Regions from separate parts of the Homo sapiens genome. Here region 2 is linked to region 1. A link is a loop called in an ENCODE intact Hi-C map of the cell type or tissue named here. Cell type or tissue: psoas muscle. All regions are shown on one strand. Links, peaks and the distances in the headings refer to the core of each region. The heading gives the core; the rest is flanking DNA. Region 1 overlaps TTI1 (TELO2 interacting protein 1). Region 2 overlaps CTNNBL1 (catenin beta like 1).

The links. Hi-C counts contacts between places; a loop is a spot of excess contacts. Peaks named below come from ENCODE experiments on the same cell type or tissue, not always from the same donor. Only the 100,000 strongest peaks of a DNase experiment are listed, where the experiment ranks them.
Region 2: it touches region 1 in a loop (2.4-fold over the local background); 6 of 110 quality-filtered maps call a loop at or near these places.

Annotation. Positions count from the first base shown.
Region 1 is chr20:37,990,943-37,995,942 of GRCh38, forward strand. All of the region lies in intron 7 of TTI1 (TELO2 interacting protein 1), which reads right to left. Among named protein-coding and RNA genes, the nearest start is that of TTI1, 40 kb to the right of the region's middle. In psoas muscle, for the core only: a CTCF peak has its summit at 2,184 (motif pointing left); DNase peaks (open chromatin) are centred at 1,989 and 3,799; H3K27ac peaks cover 4,880 bases.
Region 2 is chr20:37,767,377-37,778,997 of GRCh38, forward strand. CTNNBL1 (catenin beta like 1) reads left to right here. Exons shown (of 16, transcript NM_030877.5): 7 at 577-668; 8 at 9,969-10,041; 9 at 10,278-10,336. Among named protein-coding and RNA genes, the nearest start is that of CTNNBL1, 79 kb to the left of the region's middle. In psoas muscle, for the core only: no CTCF peak of the experiment used is centred there; no DNase peak of the experiment used is centred there.

The sequences.
Region 1 (5,000 bases), core at 1-5,000:
AGTAGATTTAAGTAGCCCAGAGGTCCCTGCCTTCAGTTCTGAAACCCAGCAACCCACTTTGTTTGTAATCTGCCTGCCAGATGTCTCTTATCTTTGACACCATGAAATCAGGCCTATATATGCACAGTGAACAGCTCCAGATCTGAGTGTATTTTTAGAACAATGGGACTCAAAAAGAAAACCAGCAATGCCTGTCAAAAGATGGATAATAGGAAAGCTAACTACTTGGGTTTGGATTTGTCAACTATTAATCAAGTGTCAAAAGGAAAAAATATTAGGTGTGTCCTCATTTCCATGCTGGGTGCAATCCAAGGGGGAACAGCTTTGCAGTCCAAGCTCAGCCAAACTGCCCACACCATTTAAGGGGATGAGCTACTAATTTCAAGCTCAGCTGAACTAATGGATCACCTCTGTGGCTCCTCATCCGTTCAAATATAATAGGCTCATGTGTGGGTAAAGAGAGGAGTTGGGGCTCTGACAGGGATGAAATGAATGAGCCTGTGCCGGTCTGTGTTCGTCCAGGGTTTGAAGGCACCAGCTGGTTCTTTGATGGGATGGGATCCTACTGCTAGAAAGAGAGCAGGGAAGTCAGTCTGTAAATGAACCTTCAAACCCGGTCCTGACTTCTGCAAACAGTGGTGGCACAATTAACATGAAAAAGATCCTTTTGAGGTGAAATCCCCAGTTCAGATTTTAGTAAGGATGAAGCAGGCTTACAACTAGAAATTCTGTGGCCAGTGTCTATGTGTATGAGTAACATACACATCATGTATAACATATTTGGGAAATTTACATACATGTACCCCACATAGGTGTGTACACAGATGTAAATATACCTTCAGAACATAAGCAGAGGGTAGAGGCCCCTATCTTGTTCCCTCTAATTCCAGTCCCTAGAACAGTACCTGGAGACTCCTTGGACATACTAACGTGATTCATCCACAAGCACCCTATGAGAATGGAGTTTTCATCACCCCCAGTTTACAGAGGAAGAAAATGAAATGAAGCTAAATCATTTGCTCAAGGTCACATGGCCAGTAAGATCTGAACCTCGGTTTGTCCAAAGCAAGACTGCTACTTTTTCTCTCACACACAATGGCGAGGCAGAGGGAGCTGGAATGGCAACCTCCCCAGCGCCCCATCAGGGGCTACAGCAATAACAGCATCCAGGACTTGCGTGGCCAGAAGGTACACCAGCTGGTCACCACCTGCTGGCACCCTGCATCCCTATCTGGGCTCTGGGGTTAGCAGGTGGGAGTAGGACTGGGGGTGGAGGCCAAGCATCCTAAAAGCTTTATTTTTCTATTATGAGACTTGTTGGGCACTGACTTCATCTTCTTCTTTTTTTTTTGAAACAGGGTCTCACTCTGTTGCCCAGGCTGGAGTGCAGTGGTGTGATCACGGCTCACTATGGCCTTAACCTTCCAAGGCTCAGGTGATCCTCCTGCCTCAGCTTCCCAAGTAGCTGGGACAACAGGTGCACACCACCACGCCTGGCTAATTTTTATATGTTCAGTAGAGACAGGGTTTCGCTATGTTGCCCAGGCTGGCCTGGAGCTCCTGAGCCCAGGTGATTCTCCCACCTCAGCTTCCCAAAGTGCTGGGATTACAAGCGTGAGCCACAGCACACGGCCTGACTTCATCTTTTCAAAAATTTGAAAAGTATTGTCTAGTTTTGTTTCCTTTTAGCCCAGGGTAAAAGGCTCATTGGATGATATAAAACCTCACTGCAAAAGCCAGGGAGTCTCAGAGTCTGCTAAGAGATTGGCCCAAGGAGTATGGTTTTAATGGAGTTCAACTAGGCTAAGTACATGTATGGACTTGAAGGACAAACAGAAATTTGGGGTGTATGCTCTCTTTTCAAATTCCTTTCACGTACAGGAGGCAAAAGCTACCTGGACAGAAAGGCACAGAACTGTGAAGGCCCAGGGCATGCCGGGAGACATCCTGGAGACTGAGAATTTCAATCAGCAAAGTTTGCCACTGCAGTTGGCTGAGATGGGGGTGTGGCTGATCTGACCTGTTGTCTGTAATCCAACGCCTACCCTCAGGGACACTGTCTTATTTTTAGCTCCTGGTATGCTAAGCCCTCCTCCCACACCACAAATATGATTTGCACATTTGTTATCCATTGAAGTTACTTAACTAGAGGGACTTTGGGGGAGCTGGCTTTTTTTTTTTTTTTTTGCATTGCCAGTTAACAGTGACACCTGGTGGTAACACACAGCAAGGTCACATCCTGCCCCCACCATCCCCTGCCCCTCCCCCATGCCTCCCCCAGTTGGAAGATTTATGCCCCCTCCATACAAGGCACATTTGCTAGATAAAAGCATTAAACTGGAATGGCATCTCCGTTCTTAGCATTTACAACCTCGGTTACATCAACCACCCCCTGATCAATGTCCATTTCTAGAGTTTACTGCCTGGATGTAAAAGCCTGCCACAAAGGCTATATTTAATATGGCAAATTAAAAAAGCAAACACTGGTTTGGTCATTCTTTGGAGCCAGGAAAAGCAAATGGGAGCAAGGAAAAACCCAAGCATGATGCACATAAAGATGAACTCTCATGGGGCTGCTAAGTCTGCCTCCACCCCAACTCGATGAAGGCGCCCCTTGGAGGTCCTAAGCCCACCTGCCAGAGGGGCCCACAGACATGGCTGTTCTACAGGGCTGGTGCACATCCCTCTCCTTCCAGAAGACAGGAGGCCTGGGAGCAGCCTCCTGCCCTGAGAGCTTCCCTCACCAGCCCTCTGGCAGACAGGAGAGCCACTTCCAAAGCAAGCTGGTCATCTGCCTAGGGTCGGAAACTCACTACCTCTGGCTTTTCTGAATACTAAGCCAAGGTTCCCACTTGGGCCCTTGCAACGAACACAGCTTTCTCTTCTCCCATGAGGGTAAGTGTGTGTAAGTGTGTCACTCTGACTGCAGTATGGAGAATACCTAGAGGGGCAGGACTGGAAGTGGGACCAGTGGTGAGGTCTGTTGTTCTGGTGGGAGATGATGGTGGCCTGGCCTGGCCTAGTGGTTTGGAGGTGTCGTTTTGAGAGCAATTTTCCAAGTGAGGTAGGCGGGCTTTACTTTTGGTCATGGATGTAGGGTGTGAAGGAAAGAGAAGAATTAAGAACAAACAACAGGATGGATGGCAGGGCCATGTGCTGAGATGGGACTCCATCTCATGCAGGGGACTTGGTTCCTCAGTACTAGTAGGTATGACAGACTGCACTCTGTCACCTAGGCTGGAGTACAGTGGTGCGGTCTTGGCTCACTGCAACATCCGCCTCCCAGGTTCAAGTGATGCTCCTGCCTCAGCTTCCCAATTAGCTGGAATTACAGGTTCCTGCCACCATGCCCAGCTAACTTTTTGTATTTTTAGTAGAGACAGGGTTTCATCATGTTGGCCAGGCTGGTCTTGAACTCCTGACCTCGTGATCTGCCTGCCTCAGACTCCCAAAGCGCTGGGATAACAGGCGTAAGCCACCCACCGCACCCAGCTGCCAGGTATGACTTTTCCATACTAAGTGGCCCACCCACCCACCCCTCTCTCCATGCGGTAATGAGGCTCACAGAGAGACCAGGTTTCCTATTGTCTCAGGCTTCTTCTCCCACTTAGAGAGCTTATTAATTTCAGCATCAAGATGCCAAATCAGCTCTTGATCAAGGATCAAGACTGATTTTTTTTCCCAACTTCAAGATAAGTTTGCAAGTGACATGTGTGAAGCAATCCACCTAGCTCTTCCTCCCCCTCCCTGCCCATCAGGAGGGAGGCCATCTGACTCAACACTTGAACGGAATGTGCTGGAGCAAACAAAGGGAGCTGCGGTCAAGTGGTGGGGCTGCGTGTTCCTCCACCTGAGGCTCCCTGAACACCAGCTCAAGATTCAGCAAGGTCCAATTCCGGGTTTAATTGCTTTCAGCAGCAAAAAAGAGAACTAGAAATGAAAAGATAATGAATTGAGAATATTAGCTTATTTGATGGTTCTAAACTTGAAGGATGGGATGGAGTGGGTGTAGGAAAAATAGAATGGATGGGGAATGTGAAAATCAGACCTTTAACTCTTGGTTGTAATAGGCATCTAAAAGGATTTACTTCAAGATAAACTCATTATGTTCTTGAGTTGCACTTTAAGTCACAGCACAATCAGCTCCAGGGGCACCGCCCAGGGAGGACTATTTTCACCCTAAATTGATTCTGTACGGAATAAAAATGCCTGGGGACAGAAGCTGCTTAGGATGCGCCCCTGTGCTCATGAAACTATGACTGATTCTGGGACTAAGGGATGTGACGGGAAAGGGACAGGAAGAAAAAAGGAAATGGGAAATCAAGAGCAAAAAACAGCAAAGGACAATAAATCAATTCAAGAAGATATTACCATCACTCCCAGGGAGTGCAAGGTTTCTAAGGAGCAAGCTGGCTCTCCTCACTGCACAGTCAGAGCAGCCTTTCCACTCCTCAGGGAATGAGTTGACTCCTAACTCCCACCCCACTGAAGAGGATCAGAGATGTGCCTCTAGAAGCTAGGAAGATGCAGGGATTCCGCTGCAGGCGTGAAGCTGGTGAGGCTGAAGGAGCTGCAGGGCTCAGAGCGGCACAGAGTGCCAGGCCCAGCTTTCGCCCCAGCAGCAGACCTACCCTGGGATGGCAGTTCCAGGATGCAGGCTGCTCCCACCTGGAAGGAAAGCTTGGAGAAGAGGGGCAGAGTAGATTTGGGGTCTCATGTCTGGGGAATGCTGTTGTGCTGAGTTTTAGCTCTTAGTCCTAAAGTAACCAGCAACAGCTTCTTCTCCTAGAGGTGATACAGCTTTTCTCAAATAAGCATGGTCAAACTCTTAGAAATTGGAATCATCTAGTTTCAGAATCAGAAAAGGCCCTTTAAGCCATTAGTCTGGCAACTCTTAAGGTTCTTCGGGTCACAGATTCCTATTAGAACCTATGAATGGTTCCTATTAGAAAAAGGCACATGTGCACCTGCCTGCACACAAACAATTTTGCTTTGCACTT
Region 2 (11,621 bases), core at 2,703-7,702, 220 kb before region 1:
TATTTGCTTCCTAGTACCTGGGAGTTACCTCTGCCAGCATGGCCTTTCCCCTCTGTGCATGTTATTTTGTTCAATTAAAAAGACCATGCTTGCCTGCTTTGCAATATTCTTGCTTCCACCTGATGCAGGGAAATAGAACTGCAAATGGATGAATCAGGAAAGGAAGCGACTCTTGAGTTCACCAGACCCTGAGTTTTCCCTAAGGCTTTTGCCTAGCTCCCAATCTCTTTGGTTATGGGTTTCTGGGACTCATTAGGGACTGGGTGGGACTTCTTAGGTAGATACCCACCCTTTTGTGTGTTCCGCTCTAGTGTTGTTCCCTATTAGCATGGAAAATCTATCACTTAGCTCTTTTGTGAGTTCCATCATTTTCAGTTATGAGTTTTACCTGTAGCATAACTGGAAGAAGAAAACCACAGCAACTCCCTGGTTAATCTGAAAATGACAACCCAGCATCTGGCTGGGAGTAATGCAGGGAAGTGGGGAGAGGAATAACATGCCTGTCATGGGAAGCAAGCTTGTTGCAGATGGAAACAAAGTTGTCCTCCCAAATGACTGGTGTCTGTCTCCCTTCAGCTATTGTGGAAAACATGGCTGAGTTCCGGCCTGAGATGTGTACAGAGGGTGCCCAGCAGGGTCTTCTACAGTGGCTGTTGAAGAGGCTGAAGGTGAGTTTGGCTGTGGGGAACTGCAGCTCACACCTGTCTTTGCTCTGGGCTTGATTGATGCTGGGTTATTGGCATAGACTGTTATGCTGGGCCATATGATCTAGTTTGGGAAGCTTCTGGTACCTCTTGCTTCTTTCTTCTCCGTTTTTGTTCGTTTTAAAACAAGAGGCTTTAAAAATAGTCTTTAGTACCTCTGAAAATACAAACGTTATAAATACAAATTCATGTGATACAAAAGGTATAAAACTGAAAAGATCCCCTCTGCTGATCCCTTGTAGTTCCACTTCTCAGAGGCAGTCACTGTTAACAATATTATATCCATTCTCTCAGAAATTTTCTGTGTATATGAGAGAGTGTGTGTTTCACAAACAGAATTATGTAATATTTTCTTATGCAAGTTGATTTTCTCACTGAACTAATTATTGCCTAGTTAGTATTCCACTATGCTGATGTACCAAAATTAATCTCATCATTCCCACTGGTAAGTTTGTAGTGTTATAAACAGTGCGGCTGTGAATACAGTAGTCCCCTCTTATCTGTGGTTTTGCTTTCTGCGTTTTAGTTACTCACAGTTAACCATGGTCTGAAAACAGGTAAATATAGTACTAAAAGGTATTTTGAGAGAGAGACCACATTCACAAAACTTTTCTTACAGTATGTTGTTATAATAGTTCTATTTTATTATTGTTGTTAATTTCTTACTGTGCCTAATTTAGAAACTTTTTTTTGTTTTTTTGTTTTTTCTTTTGAAACTGAGTCTCACTCACTCTGTTGCCCAGGATGGAGTACAGTGGCATGATCTTGGCTCACTGCAACCTCTGCCTCCCGGGTTAAGGTGATTCTCCTGCCTCAGCTTCCCGAGTAGCTGGGATTACAGGTGTGCGCCACCACGCCTGGCTAATTTTTGTATTTTTAGTAGAGACGGGGTTTCACCATGTTGGCCAGGCTAGTCTCGAACTCCTGATCTCAAGTGATCCACCCGCCTTGGTCTCCCAGAGTGCTGGGATTACAGGCGTGAAACACCGTGCCTGGCCTATAAATTAAACTTTATTATAGGTACATATATAGGAAAAAAACATAGTAAATACAGAATTTATCTGTAGTTTCAGGCATCCACTGGGGGCCTTGGATCCTATCCCCCACAGATAAGGGAGGGACTGCTGTATACAGACTTTTTAAAATATACATTTGTCTCAGTTTATCTGTACGATAAATTCATAGAAGTAGAATTGATAGGCCAAAGGCTATGCACCTTAACATTTTTTGTAGTATTGCAAAATTATTCCCACTGATTTATCATATCCCACTGATAAATCAGCTGCCCCACTGATTTAGAGTTATCTGTTTCCCTCTGCTTCTAGTTAATCTGATAGTGAAAACTGGTATTATTTTAATTTGTAATTTTAACATCAAGTGAAGTGTGTTGGCTTCTTGTTGATTAGCCATTTGTATTCATGTCTTTTAGCTTCATATTTATATTCTTTGTCCATATTTCTATTGAATTGTTCATTCTCTTAGCATAGTCCTTGTGATTGTCTTTTTAACAGTTAGTATTGTCTAATAGAGTAAATGAGAAAAAGAAGAGGCAAGAGCTCCTCTCAGAACAGTTTGGACCAAAGGTGTGATGGGAGGCAGTTTGGAACTGCTTATATGCTATTGAAATGGCCCTCAGGCAGGCAAGGATCCTAACTTTTTGTGAGAAGGAGGCACTTGTTTGTAACTAAAGTAATGCTCTAAGTAATGGCCTTGCTCTGCTTCAGAATGTCACAAGCATCCAGAAAGTCTGGGGTGTATCAGGTCAGATTTGTCCTCCACTGTCTTGGCAGGGCTAAAGGAGAAGGTTCTGCCTAAGATATCATATGCTGCATGGTTTTCTCCGTTTCTGACACTCTAGTCTTCTCCAATCCTACTTATTCAGCCGTTTGTTCCCATTAAATCTGTAACCTTGATTTACATAACATATTGGCCCAAGGATGCTCAGCTAGCCCAGCTGCTACCATCAGTATGAGCACATTTGCCTAGCAGAGGTCAGTAAACTCTAACTCCCTCCAAACCCCATCCCTCTTGCCTTTCAGTCTTGCATCCAGCAAGTAGTTAATTCAGGCATTGTCATTTGCAACTTCCTTTTGACCTCCTCTCTTGAGTCTAAATATCCTTTGGTTTTAGAACTAGACTTGTTTCTCATTTAATTTCCTTTACATCTCTCTAAACTCCGTTTCTTCTTTCCTCAGTATTCAACACATTTTTTATTCTCCAAAGCCTTGAGACATTTTGGGAACAACCAGTGGAGGAGAGGAAAGTAGAGCACCGAGTTTTAAGGGGATGGCGTAGATGTCAGGGACCTGAGTTGTTGGGGGAGTAGCCACACGTTAGGGACGCAACCTTGAAATACACAAAATAATTCAATAGTTTTTTTGTCTCTGTTATGTCGGGACAGATTTTTCCAAGTTACTTGAGACTTAATACTGATTCAGGGATCTTCATTAAACTAGAATGTCTTCTGCCAGAGTCTTTTTTTTTTTTTAATTGGTAACATAGGAAGGGAAATTGACTTTTGAGTGTTTGGCTTGGATGCCGTTACCCTTATGATCATAATGAAGGGGCCCATTTGATAGTTTAGCAAGCTATTGACTCTTGCCACATAGGCACTGCATTGATGTAATCCTCGGGGCACAAATAGCCATGTTGCTGTCTCTGAAACAGTTTTCAGGCTTTTAGGGATATTTAAACATCAAAATGCTATTTGGGTTTTTTACTGGTAAGCAAGTGCTTTTAGAAGAAAACTGTGCTGCCCAGGCTTAATTAATTCTTTCATTAATTAGTTAATGAAATAAAGTCCTGCTTAAGGGTGAGGCCAGCAAGAGGGCATGTCCTTCGCAGCAATGCCTTGCTCTTATTTCTCATAATCTGGGGAATGTTATAATCTTCATTCTCTTCAACATCGTGGTGACTCTTAGTGAGTACTGGACCCAGATCCTGACTTTCCCTTATTAGCTGTGTAATTGTGGGTAACGGCCTCTTAACTTTTCTGGCCTGTTTTCTCCTTTGAAAAATGGGGATCATACTCCCTGCCCTTCCAATCTCACAGGGTTATTGCGAAATCAAATATGATAATGCTTTTAAATTGTAAAGAGGTTATAGCAGTGGGTTTCAGCTGGGGGTTTGTATTAAGATCACCAATGGAACTGAACAAATACAGATTCCCACACTGTACCCTAGACCTACCGTCTCAGTCTCTGTCTTTGGTATATTTTAGAAAGGTTTCAAACACATGTGATTCTAATGTACAACTCTCACTAAGATCCACTTGTCTCAGGAAATGTGGACCTTCTTGTTAACCATTTTACTCTGGAGACTAATTTAAAACTCCATTTTCACTATGCTATTACCCATTCAGAAACTTACCTGGAGTGATGCTGTGCCTTCTACATCAGATCCCACCTTCTCTGCCTCTTACCCAGGCCCAGTTTGACCTTTTCATTTTCCAGTTTTGAAACATTGGCCTTTGTTACCTTTTAGATACCTTTTTTTTTTTTTAAACCTATCTCCTGCTCTGCAAAGGTCAAAATTATCTTGACCTCTGTGTCTGGCTTTGTTCATACTCCCAACTCTACCAGGAATGACTGGCTCCTCTCTTCCATTCGTATTTCTAAATTTTACACACCCTTCGTGAAACAGCTTAAATCCCTAATCTTCTGTGTAGCCTCTATCACTTTTAGAACTGAAAGGAAATCTGTAAGTTCTGTTGTAGATAAAAAATTTAAAATTGAGACCTATCGATATTAAGTGCCTTGCCCAAACCCCTGTAGCTAGTTAGAGATAGAGCTAGGATTAAGACCCAAGCCTCCAGAATTTTCTTCATGCCCCCTTTCCATAGTACTTTGCCCCCAGCCTATACTGCCCACTTTCTTTTATAAAAAATCAACACCTTCATCTTTTTCCAATGGGTTCTCTTGCAAGAGTTGGCCTATCTGGGTTCTAGCATCTACCCGTAACTGTGTGATGCTCGCCCTCATGGAGCATCTTCTCTCCATCTGTAAAGTGGAGATGACTCCATCACCTGGCCAACTTGAATATTCTTATGTGTGCTGATTTTCTTTCTCCAAATATCTCTAAATTTTATAATTACAAGGACCATGTCTCTGTCATATCTGTACCTCCTCCCAGCTGTTCTCAAACTGTGGTTCCCAGCCAGGAGCATCAGCATCACCTAGTGCCTTGTTAGGCAAATTCTTGGGTCCACCCAGACCCACTGAGTCTGCAAAGTTGGAGTGGAGCCTGGTAGTCTGTGTTTGTTGCTGTTGTTGTTGTTTTTGTTGTTTTTGAGACGGAGTCTCACTCTGTCACCCAGGCTGGAGTGCAGTGGCGATCTTGGCTCACTGCAAGCTCCGTCTCCTGGGTTCACGCCATTCTCCTGCCTCAACCTCCTGAGTAGCTAGGACTACAGGCGCCCGCCACCACATCCGGCTAATTTTTTGTATTTTTAGTAGAGATGGGGTTTCACCGTATTAGCCAGGATGGTATCGATCTCCTGACCTTGTGATCCGCCCGCCTTGGCCTCCCAAAGTGCTGGGATTACAGGTGTAAGCCACTGCGCCCGGCCCAGTCTGAGTTTTAATAAGCCCTCAAGATGATTCTGATGTAAGCTGAAGTCTGAGAACCAAGGTTCTAGAGTAATTATGTCTAGATTGCTTGATAAAACCTTACGATTTGACTGATCATCTCATATTTATTCAGTAATCCTTGAGTGATTCTTAAGTGAGTGGCACACTGGTGACAGCATTCTAGTGTTGGATTTCTCCTTTTTGTACTGGTAGCCTAGCAGTATATAGAGATATTCATGGATCTCTTCATCCAACAAATCAACCCCCACTAATTTATTCTTATGAGGATAAAAACCACTGCAGATGATTGCATTAAATGGATTAACAGGTAAGTAGATAACAGTAGTGTGAGAGATGCTGCATCACAATTAATGTTTTTAATGGGGAATACAAGCTTATTAAGATATTACGTACTATTGAAAATAACAGCAAAACCAAGTATAAGATTCCCTCTTGTTACCCAGTTAAATCAATGCTTCAGAAACAGTTGCAGCGTTCAGTTAAGTTATATTACATGTACAACTGGTTGATGCTAAAGTTCTTAGCCTCTATGACCAGAGGTTGGGATTTTGTAGGGCACAATCTGCTTTGACAATTGTACAGAGCTGTAGATATGTCTGAACCTGCCCCATGTGTTCCAGGTAGCAGAGGTGAGCTACAGATATAACCTGCAGCTTCTGGCTGTGAGTGGTAGCATAATTGTTTTGTACTTTCCAGAAAAGCAGCAGCTCCCAAAAAGGTGAAGTGTAATTTTATTCAAGGCTAGTACATGCTGAGTACAAACCTATGCATGACTCTATAATTACTCTGACAGCTGAAAGATTTAAGAGAGCCAGGCTCCTGGATAGAAGAGAGCCCTACAAGTTCCAAGTCCCGCTGATTAACTTTGCAAAATCCAAGAGACTATACCTGCTAAGTAAAATCTCCTTTCTCCTGATTTTGAATAAATGTCTTTGAAATTTGGCAGTTTGGTATTGTGCAATCTCTGGCTGGGATTTAAACAGAAATAAAATATGCTTTGTAAGTGTTGTCTTTGGCTAGACATGAAAGATTACTTTCCTTTCTTCCCACCTGGCCTAATTTCTTCTATTTCTTTTCTACCAGATTAAAACATTTGGTTGTCATCATCATCATCATCACCACTAAGTTTTCATCATCTGATATGAGTTTCATGTATTGACTGCTCACTACATGCTAAAGTGTTTTTCTAGAACCTTCTTCTTTCTTTCCTGTCTTTTTCTTCTTTTTCTTTCTTTCTCTCTTTTTTTTTTTTTTTTTTTTTTTGAGGCAGGGTCTCATGCTGTTGGCCAGGCCAGAGTGTTGGTGCCATCACTACTCACTGCAGCCTTAACCTCCCAGGCTCAAGTGATTTTCCAACCTCAGCCTCCCAAGTAGCTGGGACTTCAGGTGCACACCACCACACCCAGCTAATGTTTGTAGTTTTTTGTAGAGATGAGGTCTCACTATGTTGCCCAGGCTGGTCTTGAACTCCTGGGGTCAAGTGATCCTCCCGCCTCAGCTTCCCAAAGTGCTGGGAGTACAGGTGTGAGCCACTGCGCCTGGCCACATACATTATTTCTAATCCTCACAAACAGCCCTGCCAAGAGGGTGCAGCTATCCCCAATTTACAGATAAAGAAATCCCAGAGAGAGAGGAAATGGTGTTGCCCAAACCACATGGGAACCACGTGAGAGAGCCTGTGAGCATTGGGCCTTGGCATCTTTGAAGCCACCTCCTCTTGCCAAGCTGCTTCTCAGCTGGCACTGCTTTTAGGTTCTGAAGCATTGCAGAGCTCAGCGTTGGGGAGTTATCGGGCCTCATCATTTTGGTTTCCTGATTAGATTCTTCCTTCATGCCAATTTCTCAGTCAGAACTTATATTTTAATTTAAAAATGATGAAGTTATCAGTCTGGTTTTTAAAAACTTACTTTGGTTAAATTGGAAACTCTTAGTAGTGTCTTACAGCAAAAGGTGGAGATTTCCTGTGGAACCAAGAATTCTCAGTAGCAAGAAACTCAGCTGGTCGGTGCCTGTTATGTATACACCAGTTCCCTTAGTACAGCCACTTCATGAGGAAGATATTAATTTGGCCAGTCTCATAGCTGGTAACTGTTAGAGCTCAGATTCTAATGCAGATATTTCTGGTTATGGTTGTCAGAAAAACTTGTGGTACCTACTGTGTGTTAGGTACTTTCATATTATGTTTTTAAATTCTCATAGTAACTCTCCAAATAAGTGGGATTTTTTTTCTATTTCTTTTTTCTTTTTTTCATGTCAGTGCCCTTAATCAAAAAAGTGCTATTTTTTATTTTCATTTTACAGATGAGGAAACTGAGACTGAGAATGTTTCTTGGGTCATAGATTCCCATTGTCAGCTTACAGCATTCTTAGTGTCTCAGTAATTCTGTTTTTACAGCACCGCTATGCCAAAAAGTACCTAATAGTCTCATTTATTAAGTAGTTATGTCCAAACCATTTAATATATATTTATGTCCTTACAATTTATTAGCCATTTGAGAAGATAATACACACAAATTGAAAGAAAAAATATTTTTATTTCATTCTTAAATATCATAGTTACTTCCTAATGGTATGTGTGCCTTTTGGTACTGCTCAAATCCTTAAACCTTAGGATCAGATTGAACGCTACGACCATCATTCTGATTTCACATCGATTTTCACAGTTATTTTTGTCAGAGCAGCTATCCAAACGCAGCTCCACAAAGATATGATGTCACCAGAAGAAATGTAACTTGAGCTCCTGGTTAATGCAGTGTTCAACAGATGTCACATTTCACTGTGTTCTCCTTGAAAATTTAACATATCCTGTGGTGAATTAAATATGACACCCCAGTTGCCACAGCGCAAAGTTGGAGAACTGCAGATTTGAGTCAACCTTAGGTGTGTCTAATGCCAGATCTGTGTTTTATTTTCCTTTTTTAAAATTTGATATTTCTACAAAATTAATTTTAATTCAGTGTAAGGTTTTTAAATGCCACAACAGTGGACAGAGTTCAGATCTAAGTTACCCCTGTTTGTTCTCTTGCTTAATTCTGTGTCTTCCCTATAGCAGGTGCCTAATAAGTATTTATTGAAAGGAAGAAAAACTCCCCCCAACTTGAAAACAGGAGCTTACAAAATTGAATAAAGGACAAGAGGCATTAGATCCACAGAAAGGCCATGGCTCTAGTGACCTACTGTCTTTTGGCTTCTTTCAGTTAAGTGTCTTGTTTTAAACAAGAACCATGGCCCTTGCAATGCTAATGTATAAGTTGGTGTGGCTTAAATCTTTTAAAATATAATAGCAGTACTTGGAACTTACATAATTTGAGTGGGAAATTTTATTCGCAAATCCTTGATTTTGATAGAGATGCTTACTCCTTGGCTTTTCACCTTCATGTTTTGATTTTCGTTAATATGAAACCATTTTTCTTAAAGTGAAACATACCACAGGTTGCATTTAAGCCCTGACTATTATGCTGAATTTCTTGAAACAAGGCTTCAAGCTCGCCCAGGGAGCATACCTTACATTTAGCACATGTAAGACCTTGCATTTATAGATCTTTTAACCTAAGATGGTCATACTTGGTTGACCTCCTGAAACCCTGTAGGCTGCACTTAGCTTGATGAGGAAGACGTGCACAGAAAACTGAAATGATACTGAATATTGCTTGATTAGGTACAACTCTTCCTCTTTAAGTATAAAACCAATATCTAAACAGATCTGTGAATGGCGGTAAGGTGACGGAAGTGTTAGTTCCAAGATAAACACTTCCCTTGTCTTTTCCAAGTACAGAAATTCTTTGTCATTTCAAAAACACAGATAGGTAGCAAAGGTTGCTGCTGATTAATAATCATTGTTTACATGCCTGCATTTTAAGGATCATGGGCACCATAAATAAAAACACACCACTGAGACTCGCTCCTCTCTATGCACCTTTATCCAGGGGGCAGTGATAATGGTGAGATATTTAAGTCTCACTACCGAAGCAACACTGAGGACAGCCATGAAAGATAGTCTGTGCAGTAGATGTGTCCCCTCTGAAACTCCCAAATAGCAGAGCATGCAGCGGGGAAAGAATTGTGGGTAGTAATTTGGGTGTTAAAATATTAACACATTTTTGCATATTTAATGTGGTTTCTGTTTTAAGTAGTAGGCAGATTATGGCATGCAAGCAGATAAGTTTATGATTTCAAATTAAATTTTAAGCATTAAAAAAATCCAGAAGGAACTACTTTGTGATAAATACATTCAGTTAATCAAGAATTGCTTTCTTCTCTGCTCATATATTAACTAATTTATAGCCTAATTTCATGATTGTAACTTGTGAATTAAGCTTCATGGTGAGTTTTAATCTTAAAAGTTCAAAACTCTCATTCATCTAGTTCACATTTGGGTACTATGGGCTAGACATATATAATCTCTGGACTCAAAATGGGAAATCTTGGAAGTCTTCACCGAGGAGGTAACCTTAATACCTGGGCATTAAGAGTGTGAGAGCCATTGTTTCAATCTGTCACTTTACTTGGTTCTGGTCTCTTGAGAGCAGAGGCAGACGTTTTTACCCTTAACTGCCTTTTCCTTTTCTAACTTCTGCTTCTCTCTAACTCAGATCATAGTACTCGTGAAAAATTTGTCCTGGGGAAGGAAGCAAGACCCCTTAACATTTTTCTCATTTCTCCTATTTCCCCATAGGCAAAGATGCCTTTTGATGCCAACAAACTGTATTGCAGTGAAGTGCTGGCCATATTGCTCCAGGACAATGATGGTGAGGCGCCCTCTCAGTATTGATATTCTGTTAGGATAGGAGCCAGGCTTGTTTCAGATCATGACAGCAAGCTCTCTTGCCTTTGGCATCCCCTTGCTCTCCCTCTCACTCCCTGTGCTGCTTTTGTACTCTGTCAAGCTGTATTGATTTTGTTTGCTGATGTATCAGTGTTAGACGGCTGTAAAATCTGACAGTTAGGTTCATTTTTTTTCTTCCTCTATTTTTTTCCCCTTTAGAAAACAGGGAATTGCTTGGGGAGCTGGATGGAATCGATGTGCTTCTTCAGCAGTTATCCGTGAGTAATTCTTATGCTTCCTGTCTGCTGTAAGATACATGGTCTGCTTTGAATGGGAGGTGGAGCTGGAAACTGTGGGAAGGAATAAGCCATGTGCTGCAAGCCATATGGAGCATGTTGGCAGGTTTGAGGGTTATACGGAGGGACATGGTTTGCCTCCTTTTCTTAGTCATTTGCTCTTTATGACCAGACATCACTGTGTATCAGTTCTGAACTTTCTTCATCTTCTGATATGATATTGTCAACTCAAAAAAGATGTGCCTCATGCTTAAGTGTGTATGTTCTGGGCCAAGCATACCAAATTATTTTCATTTGACCCACTGCCAAGATTATTCACCAACCTTCCTTTCAATCTGCTGTGAAAATGGAGTATGTTCATTTAGGATCTGAATAAGCTCAAGGAGTACAAGTTCCACTGCAGTGGGGTGGGGGTCAAGGGGAGGATAGGGGAGGATGTGGTGCTGAAGGCTGGAGTGAGAACTTGGAAACTGCCATTTTCTCACTGTAAGAAATGTAAATCCAGTTGAAATGTTATTCTGCTGGCATTCTGAAAATACTGTTAAGATTTCCTCTTACAAGTTTTAGCTGTGTTATTCTAAAAACAGGACTGAAAATAGATCATTTGGATAAAATCTTAAGAGTGTTGGGAGAGTCTGAGATGTCAGTTTGCATACAGCTTCCATCTTGGTGCCAGCAGCCTGAGTGTCTTGGCCTCCACCCCAAAAATAGAGCTTTGAAATGTGAATCTGTTTCCAGTTCTGGGAAGGTGCTTAGTCCTTTTCCTGTGAGATTATTGATCTTCTTGTAGTAGACTGTATGGGTATGCATATACAGTTTAAAGGCTTCTCTTAACATGCCTTACATCTCTGGCAAAAAGAAAACTAATGCTGTAAGCCCTTCCCATGAATTAAAGCCCCAGCTCCCCTGTGAGGGAATTCAGTAGCCTTGGTTGTCAGGAAATGCTTCCTTATATTGAGCCACGATTCAGCCCTCTGGATTGTGGTTGCTTTTAGAAGGGAAAGAAATGAGATATGGTTGGGTTGGGCAAGTGGAGGGCTTTGAGGGGAGTTGGCAAAGTTGTTTCTCATCCTGGATAATGATTTCAGGGGTGTTCACTTCATTTAGTTTTATATGTCCTTTATGGAGTTTTTCTGTATCTGTGTTATATTTCACGATAAAAAGATTTTGTTTTTTATTGGGTTTTGGTTTTTAAAAAAATCTGCTTGCCTGGAACTGTCAATTACTGATGGACCCAGTGGTCAGTAGAGTGTTTTGGCTTTTTTTT